Regions from separate parts of the Homo sapiens genome. Here region 1 is linked to region 2. A link is an interaction called in ENCODE POLR2A ChIA-PET data of the cell type or tissue named here. Cell type or tissue: OCI-LY7. All regions are shown on one strand. Links, peaks and the distances in the headings refer to the core of each region. The heading gives the core; the rest is flanking DNA.

Region 1 (5,366 bases), core at 190-5,189, 54 kb after region 2:
TTTCACCATATTGTCCAGGCTGGTCTCAAACTCCTGACCCTCATGATCCACCCGCTTCGGCCTCCCAAAGTGCTGGGATTACAGGCATGAGCCACTGTGCCTGGCCTCTTTTTTTTTTTTAATTTTTTAGAGACAGGGTCTCACTCTGTCACCCAGGCTGGAGTGCACTGGCGTGATCACGGCTCACTGCAGCTTCAACCTTCTGGGTTCAAGCTATCCTCCTGCCTCAGCTTCCCGAGCAGCTGGGATTACAGGCATGCACCACCACACCTGGCTAATCTTTGTTTTTTGTAGAGATGGGGGTCTTACTATGTTTCCCAGGCTGGCCTCAAACTCCTGGCCTCAAGCAATCCTCCTGCCTCAGCCTCCTAAAGTGTTAGGATTACAGGTGTGTGCCACCGTGCCTGGCCCAAATCCCATTTCTTTCCACCATCACAAGGAACAGAACTAGTCCTTCAGCAGCACTGTTCCCTGGGATGTGTCTGCAGAGGCTTGGGAGACAATGAGAGGCACCCAGTGAACAGGGAGGAAAGGGGGTGGAAGGACATGTACTGGCTTTTGCAGACCCTCCTCAGGGAACAGTGAACACATTCATTCCTTCATTCACACATTTAGTCAGTTTTTTGCAGCAACAGGATCTCGTTCTGTCAGCCTGGCTGGAGTACAGTGGCACAATCATAGCTCACTGCACCCTTGAGCTCCTGGGTTCAAGCGACTGTCCCACCCTTGGCCTCCTGAGTAGCTAGGACTACAGGCCACGCCACCACACTTAGCTAAGTTTTTAATATTTTGAAGAGATGGGGTCTCACTATGTTGCCCAGGCTGGTCTCAAACTTCTGGCCTCAAGCGATCCTCCCACCATGGCCTCCCAAAGTGCTGAGATTACAGGTGTGAGCCACTGTACCTGGCCATATTTAGTAAAATCCTTACTGAGCCCTATGGGGTGCCAAGCACAGCGTCGAGGTGCTGGGGATATGCATGCGTGAGGCTGACACGTGCTTACCCTCATGGGGCTTCCATCTGAGAAGGCAGGCAGGCACTCCAGCACGCTAAGTGGTGTGACAGGGGCTCATTGGGCCCCATGGAAGCTCAGAGAATGACATAACACAGACTCGCAGCGTGGAGGGAGACTTCTGGGAAGAGATAACTCCTTATGAAAGGCTGGGAAGGCCAGGTGGGGTGGCTCATGCCTGTAATCCCAGCACTTTGGAAGGCCGAGGCGGGCAGATCATGAGATCGAGATCGAGACAATCCTGGCCAACATGGTGAAACCCCGTCTTCACTAAAAATACAAAAATTAGCTGGGTGTGGTGGCGCACACCTGTAGTACCAGCTACTCAGGAGGCTGAGGCAGGAGAATCGCTTGAACCTGGGAGGCAGAGGTTGCAGTGAGCAGAGATTGTGCCACTCTGCCCTTCAGCCTGGGCCACAGAGTGAGACTCCATTTTTTTTAAGAGAAAAGAAAAGAAAAGAAAAAAGGAAAGAAGGAAGGAAGGAAGAAAGGAAGGAAGGAAGGAAGGAAGGAAGGAAGGAAGGAAGAAAGAAAGAAAGAAAGAAAGAAAGAAAGAAAGAAAGAAAGAAAGAAAGAAAGAGAAAGAAAGAAAGAAAGAAAATGCTGGGAAGAGCCTTCTGGAAAGGTGCATGCAGGAGGGTCTGCTGGTGGCAGAGCTGAGTGATCGCAAACGCAGCTGACATGAGCCCAGTGCTGTCTGGTAACAGTATGTGGGGTGGCGGGTGGCAAGGAAAAAGGCCGGAAGCGAGACCAGGGCATCCGGGGCCCAACAGGCCTTATAAGGAGTTCAGACTGGGTCCTAGGCAATGATGGGAAACCGGTGAAGGGTGTGAAGCTGGGGGTGATGACCCGTGAAGCCCGAGGCTGCAACACAAGGGGAGAGCTGTCCAAAGGTTCGCCAAATTCTGGCCGGGCGCGACGGCTCACGCCTGTAATCCCAGCACTTTGGGAGGTGGAGGCTGGTGTATCACCTGAGGTCAGGAGTTCGCGACCAGCCTGGCCAAGGTGGTGAAACCCCATCTCTACTAAAAATACAAAAATTAGTTGGGCATGGTGGCGCATGCCTGTAGTCCCAAATACTCGGGAAGCTGAGGCAGGAGAATCGCTTGAACCTGGGAGGCGGAGGTTGCAGTGAGCTGAGATCGCACCACTGCACTGCACTCCAGCCTGGCGACAGGGCGAGAATCTGTCTCCAAAACAAACAAACAAACAAAAAAACAATCAGCCAGGCATGGTGGTGGGTGCCTGTAATCCCAGCTACTTGGCTGAGGCACGAGAATCGCTTGAACCCAGGAGGCAGAGGTTGCAGTGAGGCGAGATTACACCATTGCACTCCAGCCTGGGCAACAGAGCAAGACTCCATCTCAAAACAAAAACAAAACAAAAAAACAAAAGAAAAAGCTGTACGCAGGAAGGTCTGTGGGTGGCAGAGGTGAGTGATCGTAATCGCAGCTGACATAAGCCCACTGCTGTCCAAAAACAGAGGCTGTGGGGTGGCAGGCGGCAGGGAAGGAGGCTGGAAGCTGGACCAGGGCATCCTGGGCCCGACAGGCCTTATGGGTCCTGGGCAATGATGGGATATTGGTGAAGAGTGTGAGGCTGGGGGCGATGGCCTGTGAAGCTGGAGGCTGCAACACAAGGGCAGAGCTGTCCAGAGATTTGCCAAATTCGGGCAGAACGATGCAAGAGTGAGCATGTGAGTTCTGTCTTTTTTCCCTCATGAACCAAGGTTTCCAAGAGGCGCACTGAGCAGTGAGCAGGAAAGCTAGGAGCGACTAAGGGTGATCCGAGTGGGAGCTGCCAGCACCAGGTGCCAGAGCTGCGGTTTCCAGCTTTGGGGCCAACGTTCTTAAGCACACATCCCCCTCTTGTGGTCGAGAGCGGTATTGCCGCTGAAGAGAAAGGCTAGAGACCTCCTCCAGGTTCTCATCCTGAAAACCCCAAGGTATAGGCCAGGGGCTGCATCTACGTTGTGAACCCCACGAGATTTCCCACTTCTTTTTAAGAAAGATCTGATTGCTGGGCGCGGTGGCTCATGCCTGAAATCCCAGCACTTTGGGAGGCCGAGGCGGGCGGATCACAAGGTCAGGAGATCGAGACCATCCTGGCTAACACGGTGAAACCCCGTTTTTACTAAAAATACAAAAAATTAGCCGGGCGTGGTGGCGGGCGCCTGTAGTCCCAGCTACTCGGGAGGCTGAGGCAGGAGAATGGCGTGTACCCGGGAGGCAGAGTTTGCAGCGAGCCGAGACTGCGCCACTGCACTGCAGCCTGGGCGACAGAGCGAGACTCCGTCTCAAAAAAAAAGAAAAAGAAAAATCTGTTTTAGGCCGGGTGCGGTGGCTCACGCCTGTAATCCCAGCACTTTGGGAGTCCGTGGCGGGCGGATCATTTGATGTCAAGAGTTCGAGAGCAGCCTGGCCAATATGGTGAAACCCCGTCTCTACTAAAAATACAAAAATTAGCCGGGTGTGGTGGCGGGCGCCTGTAATCCCAGCTACTCTAGAGGCTGAGGCAGGAGAATTGCTCGAACCCGGGAGGCAGAGGTTGCAGTGACCTGAGATCGCACCATTGCACTCCAGCCTCTCCATAGACTCCATCTCAAAAAAAAAAAAAAAAAAAAAAAAAAAAAAAAAATTCTGATTAATGGGGAAAATCTCCATGTATGTATACTTAGAAAAAAATGCTAGAAAGACACTGAAACGTTACCAGAAATTCTTTCAAGAATATGTGACTAATTTTTTTCACTTTCTTTATATGTATTTCAAAATGTTCTATTTCATGCCTGACTTTTGTTGATAAGACAAAAAATGTATTATGATTTAAAAAAAAAGAAAGGCCGGGTGCGGTGGCTCACGCCTGTAATCCCAGCACTTTGGGAGGATGAGGCGGATGGATCACGAGGTCAGCAAATCGAGACCATCCTGGCTAACACAGTGAAACCCTGTCTCTAATAAAAATAGAAAAAAATTTAGCTGGGCGTCGGGGCGGGCGCCTGTAGTCCCAGCTACTTGGGAGGCTGAGGCAGGAGAATGGCGTGAACCCGGGAGGCAGAGCTTGCAGTGAGCCGAGATGGCGCCACTGCACTCCAGCCTGCGCGACAGAGCGAGACTTCGTCTCAAAATAAATAAATAAAATAAAGAATAAAATAAAGAAAAAAAAAAAAAAGAAAAGAGGCCAGGTGCGGTGGCTCACGCCTGTAATCTCAGCACCTTGGGAGGCCGAGGCGGGTGCATCACGAGGTCAGGAGTTTGAGACCAGCCTGAACAACATGATGAAATCCCATCTCTCTACTAAAAATACAAAAATGAGTCAGGCTTGGTGGCGCGCGCCTATAATCCCAGCTATTTAGAGGCTAAGGCAGAAGAATTGCTTGAACCCGGGAGGCAGAGGTTGCAGTGAGCCGAGATCGCGCCATTGCACTCCAGCCTGGGCAACAGAGCAAGACTGCTCAAAAAAAAAAAAAAAATTTGGCTGGGCGCGGTGGCTCAGGCCTGTAATCCCAGCACTTTGGGAGGTCGAGGCGGGCAGATCACCTGAGATCAGGAGTTCGAGACCAGCCTGACCAACATGGAGAAACCCAGTCTCTACTAAAAGTACAAAATTAGCCGGGCATGGTGGCACATGCCTGTAATCCCAGCTATTCCGGAGGCTGAGGCAGGAGAACCACTTGAACCCAGGAGGCAGAGGTTGTGGTGAGCCGATTGCCCCATTGCACTTCAGCTTGGGCAACAAGAGCGAAACTCCCCCCCCAACCCCCGCCCCCCAAAAAAAAGAAAGAAAGAAAGAAAGAAAAGAGACCAGGCATGGTGGCTCATGCTTGTAGTCTCAGCACTTTGGGAGGCCGAGTGGGGAAGATGTTGTGAGGCCAGGAGTTTGAGACCAGCATGGACAACATAGCCAGATCCATGTCTCAAAAAAAAAAAAAGAAAAAAAGAAAGAAAGAAAAAGAAAAGAAAAAGAAAAAAGAGCAGAAGTGACAGACAAGTGGCCCGAGAGGGGACTAAGGTGGAGGCAGGTCCTGGTGAGGAGCCGCTGCCTAGCCATCTCCCGCACTCTTCCAAACCTGGTGGTGACAACACCACGCCAGGCTTCCCGAAGGACACCCTCCCCGTGTGCCTCTCCAGACACATCCTTCGTGTCCCTTCAGCTCACACATATGTGGCCTCTCTCGGCCATGACCTTGGCAGTCCCTGCCCCTAGGCCTTTTTCTCACGTGCTCCCCTTCCCCTCAAAGTCAAAGCCCTCTGACCTGGTCACACTGGTGGGCCTGACCTCCAGTTCTGGGCGATCTAGAGGTCTATTTTTTTTTTTTTTTTTTTTTTTTTTTGTGAGACAGTCTTGCTCTGTTGCC
Region 2 (5,366 bases), core at 175-5,174:
GTTGGGGGGCTGATGTCAGGATTCAGAGACAATCCAGGTGAGGTGGTTTTTCAAGATGGCTCAAAAATCTTTGTCCTCCCATTAAAAAGTGGAGTGTTACGGCCAGGCAAGGTGGCTCACGCCTGTAATCCCAGCACTTTGGGAGGCTGAGGTGGGCAGATCACTTGAGGTCAGGAGTTTGAGACCAGCCTGGCCAACATGGTGAAACCCTGTCTCTACTAAAAATACAAAAATTAGCTGGGCATGGTGGCGTGTGCGTGTAGTCCCAGCTACTCTGGAGGCTGAGGCAGCAGAATCGCTTGAACCTGGGAGGCGGAGGTTGCAGTGAGCCGAGATCACGTCATTGCACTCCAGCTTGGGCAACAGAATGAGACCCCGGCTAAGAAAAAAAAAAAGGCCGGGTGCAGTGGCTCACGCCTGTAATCCTAACACTTTGGGAGGCCAAGGCAGGTGGATCACCTGAGGTCGGGAGTTTGAGACCAGCCTGGCCAACATGGTGAAACCCCATCTCTATTGAAAGTACAAAAATTAGCCGGGCGTGGTGGTGGGCACCTGTAATCCCAGCTACCTGGGAGGCTGAGGCAAGAGAATCGCTTGAACCCGGGAGGTGGAGGTTGCAGTGAGCTGAGATCTCACCATTGCACTCCAGCCTGGGCAACAGAGTAAGACTCCATCTCAAAAAAAAAAAACAAAAAAAACAAAATTAGCCAGGCATGGTGGCATGTGCCTGTAATCCCAGCTACTCAGGAGGCTGAGGCAGGAGAATCGCTTGAACCCGGGAGGCAGAGGTTGCAGTGAGCTGAGATCGCGCCATTGCATTCCAGCCTGGGCAACAGAGTGAGACTCCGTCTCCAAAAAGAAAAGAAAAGACTATTTCGGGGCTGAACAACACCATCTGTGCTTCTCCGTGGCATCCTAGGCTGGGATTCCCGTCCAGCTTGCACTGTCAGCACAATCTCTTTGGATTCTTTCCTAACTTAGCTGACTGTTTCATATTTTGTGGTTATAAAAAGAGGCACACTGGTTCTGTTCAATGTAAGATTTCTCTCCCCAGTGACGTACTCCGCCTTCCAAAATGACCTTGAGAGGACAGGGCTGGACCCTGAAGGCCTCTGGTTGCTCTCTGATGCCATCCATGACATTCTCTAGGAAGCTGAGTCCAGGGACTTTGGACCCCCATTGAAAAACCATAATTCGGCCAGGCAGGTGGCTCACGCCTGTAATCCCAACACTTTGGGAGCCCGAAGCAGGCGGATCACTTGAGGTCAGGAGTTCGAGACCAGCCTGGCCAACATGGTGAAACCCAGTCTATACTAAAATTACAAAAATCAGCTAGGTGTGGTGGCACACGCCTGTAATCCCAGCTATTTGGGAGGCTGAGGCAGGAGAATTGCTGGAACCCAGGAGGCAGAGGTTGCAGTGAGCTGAGATCACGCCATTGCACTCCAGCCTGGGTGACAGAGCAAGACTCAGTCTCAAAAAAAAAAAGAAAAAAGAAAGAAAACCATAATTCCCCAAGGACAGCCTGAAACAATTTTGCCAGCTTCCTTCATGCTAGGGAGATTTTTTCCTACCTTGGGAGACACCTGGTCTTTGGGAAATGTATACTCTGCTCTAAGGTTCTAGAAGGTAAACCTAGTGTCATGTGATAAGGGCAGCACCCCCCTTTCCTGGGAGCACAGAGGAGGAAGAGGTTGGTGCCAGGGTTTGGAAGTGTGGACACGGGTGGTTACTCCTAAAAACTTCAATGAGGCTGGGTGCTGTGGCTCAGGCCTGTAATCCCAACGCTTTGGGAGGCTGAGGCAGGAGGGTCTCTTGATCCTAGTAGTTTGAGACCAGCTTGGGCAACACAGGGAGACCCCATCTCTACAAAAAATTTAAAAATTGGCCGGGCACGGTGACTCATGCCTGTAATCTCAGCACTTTGGGAGGCCGAGGCAGGCAGATCACGAGGTCAGGAGATCGAGACCATCCTGGCTAACACGGTGAAACTCCGTCTCTACTAAAAATACAAAAAATTAGCCGGCCTGGTGGCGGGCACCTGTAGTCCCAGCTACTCGGGAGGCTGAGGCAGGAGAATGGCGTGAACCCGGGAGGCGGAGCTTGCAGTGAGCCGAGATTGCGCCACTGCACTCCAGCCTGTGCGACAGATCAAGACTCCGTCTCAAAAAAAAAAAAAAAAAAAAAATTAAAAATTAGCCAGGTATGGTGGCGCACACCTTTAGTCCCAGCTACTCAGGGAAGGATGGCTTGGGCCTGGGAGGTTGAGGCTGTGGTGGGCAGCAATCACTTTACTGCAGTCCAACCTGGGCAACAGAGCAAGACCCTGTCTCAAAACAAAACAAAAAAAAGATCTTGATTTTAATTGATGTGAGTTAGGAGAGCCAAGAATTCTGGGAAGCAGGGCAATTGTGTCTTCAGTCTTGGAGAAATCCTGGTCTGAGTACTAACTAGTGGTGTAGCTCGGACAGGTCACTTCACCTCTCTGATGCTGTTGGAGCCATGCTGCAGCTATTGCAAGAATTCAATACACCTAGCCCGAGACCTGACTTCTAGTGAGTACGCAGCAAATGAGAGCGCTTGATGATACTGCCAAGACCTAAAGCATGTTGTTGAGTTTTTCACAGCCAGCTCCCTGGGGACTAAACCCAGCACCTGGCCCAATTGTCAGGTAGCCAGCAGTTTGCATTTACATTTCTTTTTTTGAGACAGAGTGTCACTCTGTCGCTCAGGCTGGAGTGCAGTGGCATGATCTTGGCTCACTGCAACCTCCACCTCCCAGGTTCAAGTGATTCTCGTGCCTCAGCCTCCTGAGTAGTTAGAATTACAGGTGCCCACCACCATGCCCCGCTAGTTTTTGGATGTTTTTTATTTTTTCTTTTAATTTTTTTGAGACAGGGTCTCACTCTGTCACCCAAGCTGGAGTGCAGTGGCACGATCTCAGCTCACTGCAACCTCTGCCTCCCTGGTTGTTCAAGCGATTCTCCTGCTGCAGCCTCCTAAGTAGCTGGGATAACAGGCACCCGCCACCTCGCCTGGCTAATAATTTTGTATTTTTATTAGAGATGGAGTTTCATTATGTTGGCCAGGCTGGTCTCGAACTCCTGACCTCAGGTGATCCGCCAACCCCGGCCTCCCAAAGTGCTGGGATTACAGGTGTGAGCCTCTGCGCCCGGCCAGTGGTTTACATTTGTGTTTGCTCCTAGGCTGTGGGTTCTTTGAGGGCACAGGCCCACTCCAGCTTCTAGCAGGGAAGCAGCTCAGTATGTGTTCTGAAAAAGGGCAAATGTCTCCATAACCCTTTGTAGTCACATGTCCACCCGGGAAGAAATCAAAACTCAACCTGGTGACCATATTAAGGCACACACTTAAATGCCGAGTTGTAAAACTGGGCACAGGTTGTTTTTCCTGAAGGGGGAAGAAGTGAGAAGAGGCAGGCTGGTGTTGGGAAAAGGAGGTAGACATGTGGGGGTGGCACACTGAAGACTTTTGGAAGTGCCTGGAGGTGTCAGCAGTTGTAATTGACTTTTGTCTTCCTTCACTATAGGGAGCACTCTCATGGCCTTTCAGGATTGTAAGACACTTTTTGTTTGTTTTTCAAGACGGAGTCTCGCTCTGTCGCCCAGGCTGGAGTGCAGTGGCACAATCTCAGCTCACTGCAATATCCATTTCCCAAGTTCAAGCAATTTTCCTGCCTCAGCCTCCTGAGTAGCTGGGATTATAGGTGTGTGCCACCACTCCTGGCTAATTTTTGTATTTTTAGTAGAGTTGGGGTTTTGCCATGTTGGCCAGGCTGCTCTTGAACTCCTGACCTCAGGTGATCCGCCCACCTTAGTCTCCCAAAGTGCTGGGATTACAGGTGTGAGCCACTGCTCCTGGCCCTAATTTTTATTTTTTTAGTAGAGATGGGGTCTCGCTACGTTGCCCAGGTTGGTCTTGAATTCCTGGGCTTAAGGGATTCTCCTGCCTTGGCCTCCCAAAGTGCTGGGATTATGGCCATGATCCACTGAGCCTGGCCTGTAAAAGACACTTCTACTGAGCCTGGCCTGTAAAAGACAGAAGACGGTGTGGAAGGAGAGGATTGCAGTTGGTCACAGACTTGTTGGCCACAGGACCCTTTATGTAGGGAGCAGCTCAAAAGGCACCAGGGCATCTGGCCAGGCGCAGCGGCTCACACTTGTAATTCCAGCACTTTGGGAGGCTGAGGCAGGCGGATTACCTGAGGTCAGGAGTTTGAGACCAGCCTGGCCAACATGGTGAAACCCTGTCTCTACTAAAAATACAAAAAAATTAGCTGGGCATGGTGGCGCACGCCTGTAGTCCCAGCTACTTGGGAGGCTGAGGCAGGAGAATCTCTTGAACCTGGGAGGCCGAGGTTGCAGTGAGCCAACATCGCACCACTGCACTCCAGCCTGGGTGACAGAGCAAGACTCTGTCTCAAAAAAAAAAAAAAAAAAAAAAAAAAAAGCACCAGTGTTTCTGGCTGGAGCCCAGCCAAAAGGATCCCAAGGATCCCAGCCCCAAGGTGAAGGTGTGTCCAGGGCCCAGGAAGCAGCCTGGTGTGATGGTGGAGCACGGTTTATCCGGAGGAAAGGGAGCAATGGGGATGGAGAGGTGGGCCAGGCCCAGGCAGCATGTCAAGTTCATAACTGTCTGGGGCTTTCTTCTGGCGGGGCCAGGAGCTGCCAAGGCAGGGCGGTCGGTGGTTCTCCAGGAGTGCATTAGGAAGACCGTGCTTGAGACGCCCAGTTGGGGGAACCCTGTAGTTGTGGGGGGGCAGGAGAGTATGAGGGCCTGCCCCAGGACCAGCAGTGGAGAAGAGAGAGAAGTAGATGGGTGTGAAAAACACCATAGAGGGAGAGTCTGGAGGATTTGGCAATGAACGGAGGAGAGGAAGTGGTGGAGCAGAGGGGAGGGAGAGGTTGTCCATCTGCAGACAGAGATGTCAGCCATGCTGGTGACAGGGGTGATGGGGACTGCAGCTCTGCGGAAAGTGATGAATTCGATGTGTCTGGAGCCCACATGGTAGGAACATACATGTACTTCTGAAGCGCAGGGGAGAGGCACAGGTGGAATGCCAATGCAGATCTCTCCATTCCAGGGGAGGGTTGGTGAGGGCGAATGAGATGAAGGAGAAAGGGGAGGGGCTGTGGTCAGAATCCAGGGCTCCCCAAGGGACTGGCCACTTGTTCGCACTGCAGAGGATAGTGCTGGGATGGGGCTCCATTGCCCACTTTGCTGGATACCAGGCTTCTTCCTAGCGGCCTCATTGTCCTTTTGTTTTCTCTCTTTTTTTTTTTGAGACAGGATCTCCCTCTGTCGCCCAGGCTGGAGTGCAGTGGTTCACAGCTCACTGCAGCCTCCAA

Evidence for each region. ChIA-PET counts read pairs that join two places held together with the same protein. Peaks named below come from ENCODE experiments on the same cell type or tissue, not always from the same donor. Only the 100,000 strongest peaks of a DNase experiment are listed, where the experiment ranks them.
Region 1: POLR2A ChIA-PET joins it to region 2 with 6 read pairs; 11 of 35 experiments call an interaction of 5 or more read pairs at or near these places.

Annotation. Positions count from the first base shown.
Region 1 is chr7:101,280,288-101,285,653 of GRCh38, forward strand. No RefSeq gene overlaps it. Among named protein-coding and RNA genes, the nearest start is that of LNCPRESS1, 17 kb to the right of the region's middle. In OCI-LY7, for the core only: a CTCF peak has its summit at 2,886 (motif pointing left); a DNase peak (open chromatin) is centred at 2,864.
Region 2 is chr7:101,225,923-101,231,288 of GRCh38, forward strand. No RefSeq gene overlaps it. Among named protein-coding and RNA genes, the nearest start is that of CLDN15, 9.2 kb to the right of the region's middle. RefSeq lists a silencer at 1,131-1,307. In OCI-LY7, for the core only: no CTCF peak of the experiment used is centred there; a DNase peak (open chromatin) is centred at 2,629; H3K27ac peaks cover 564 bases.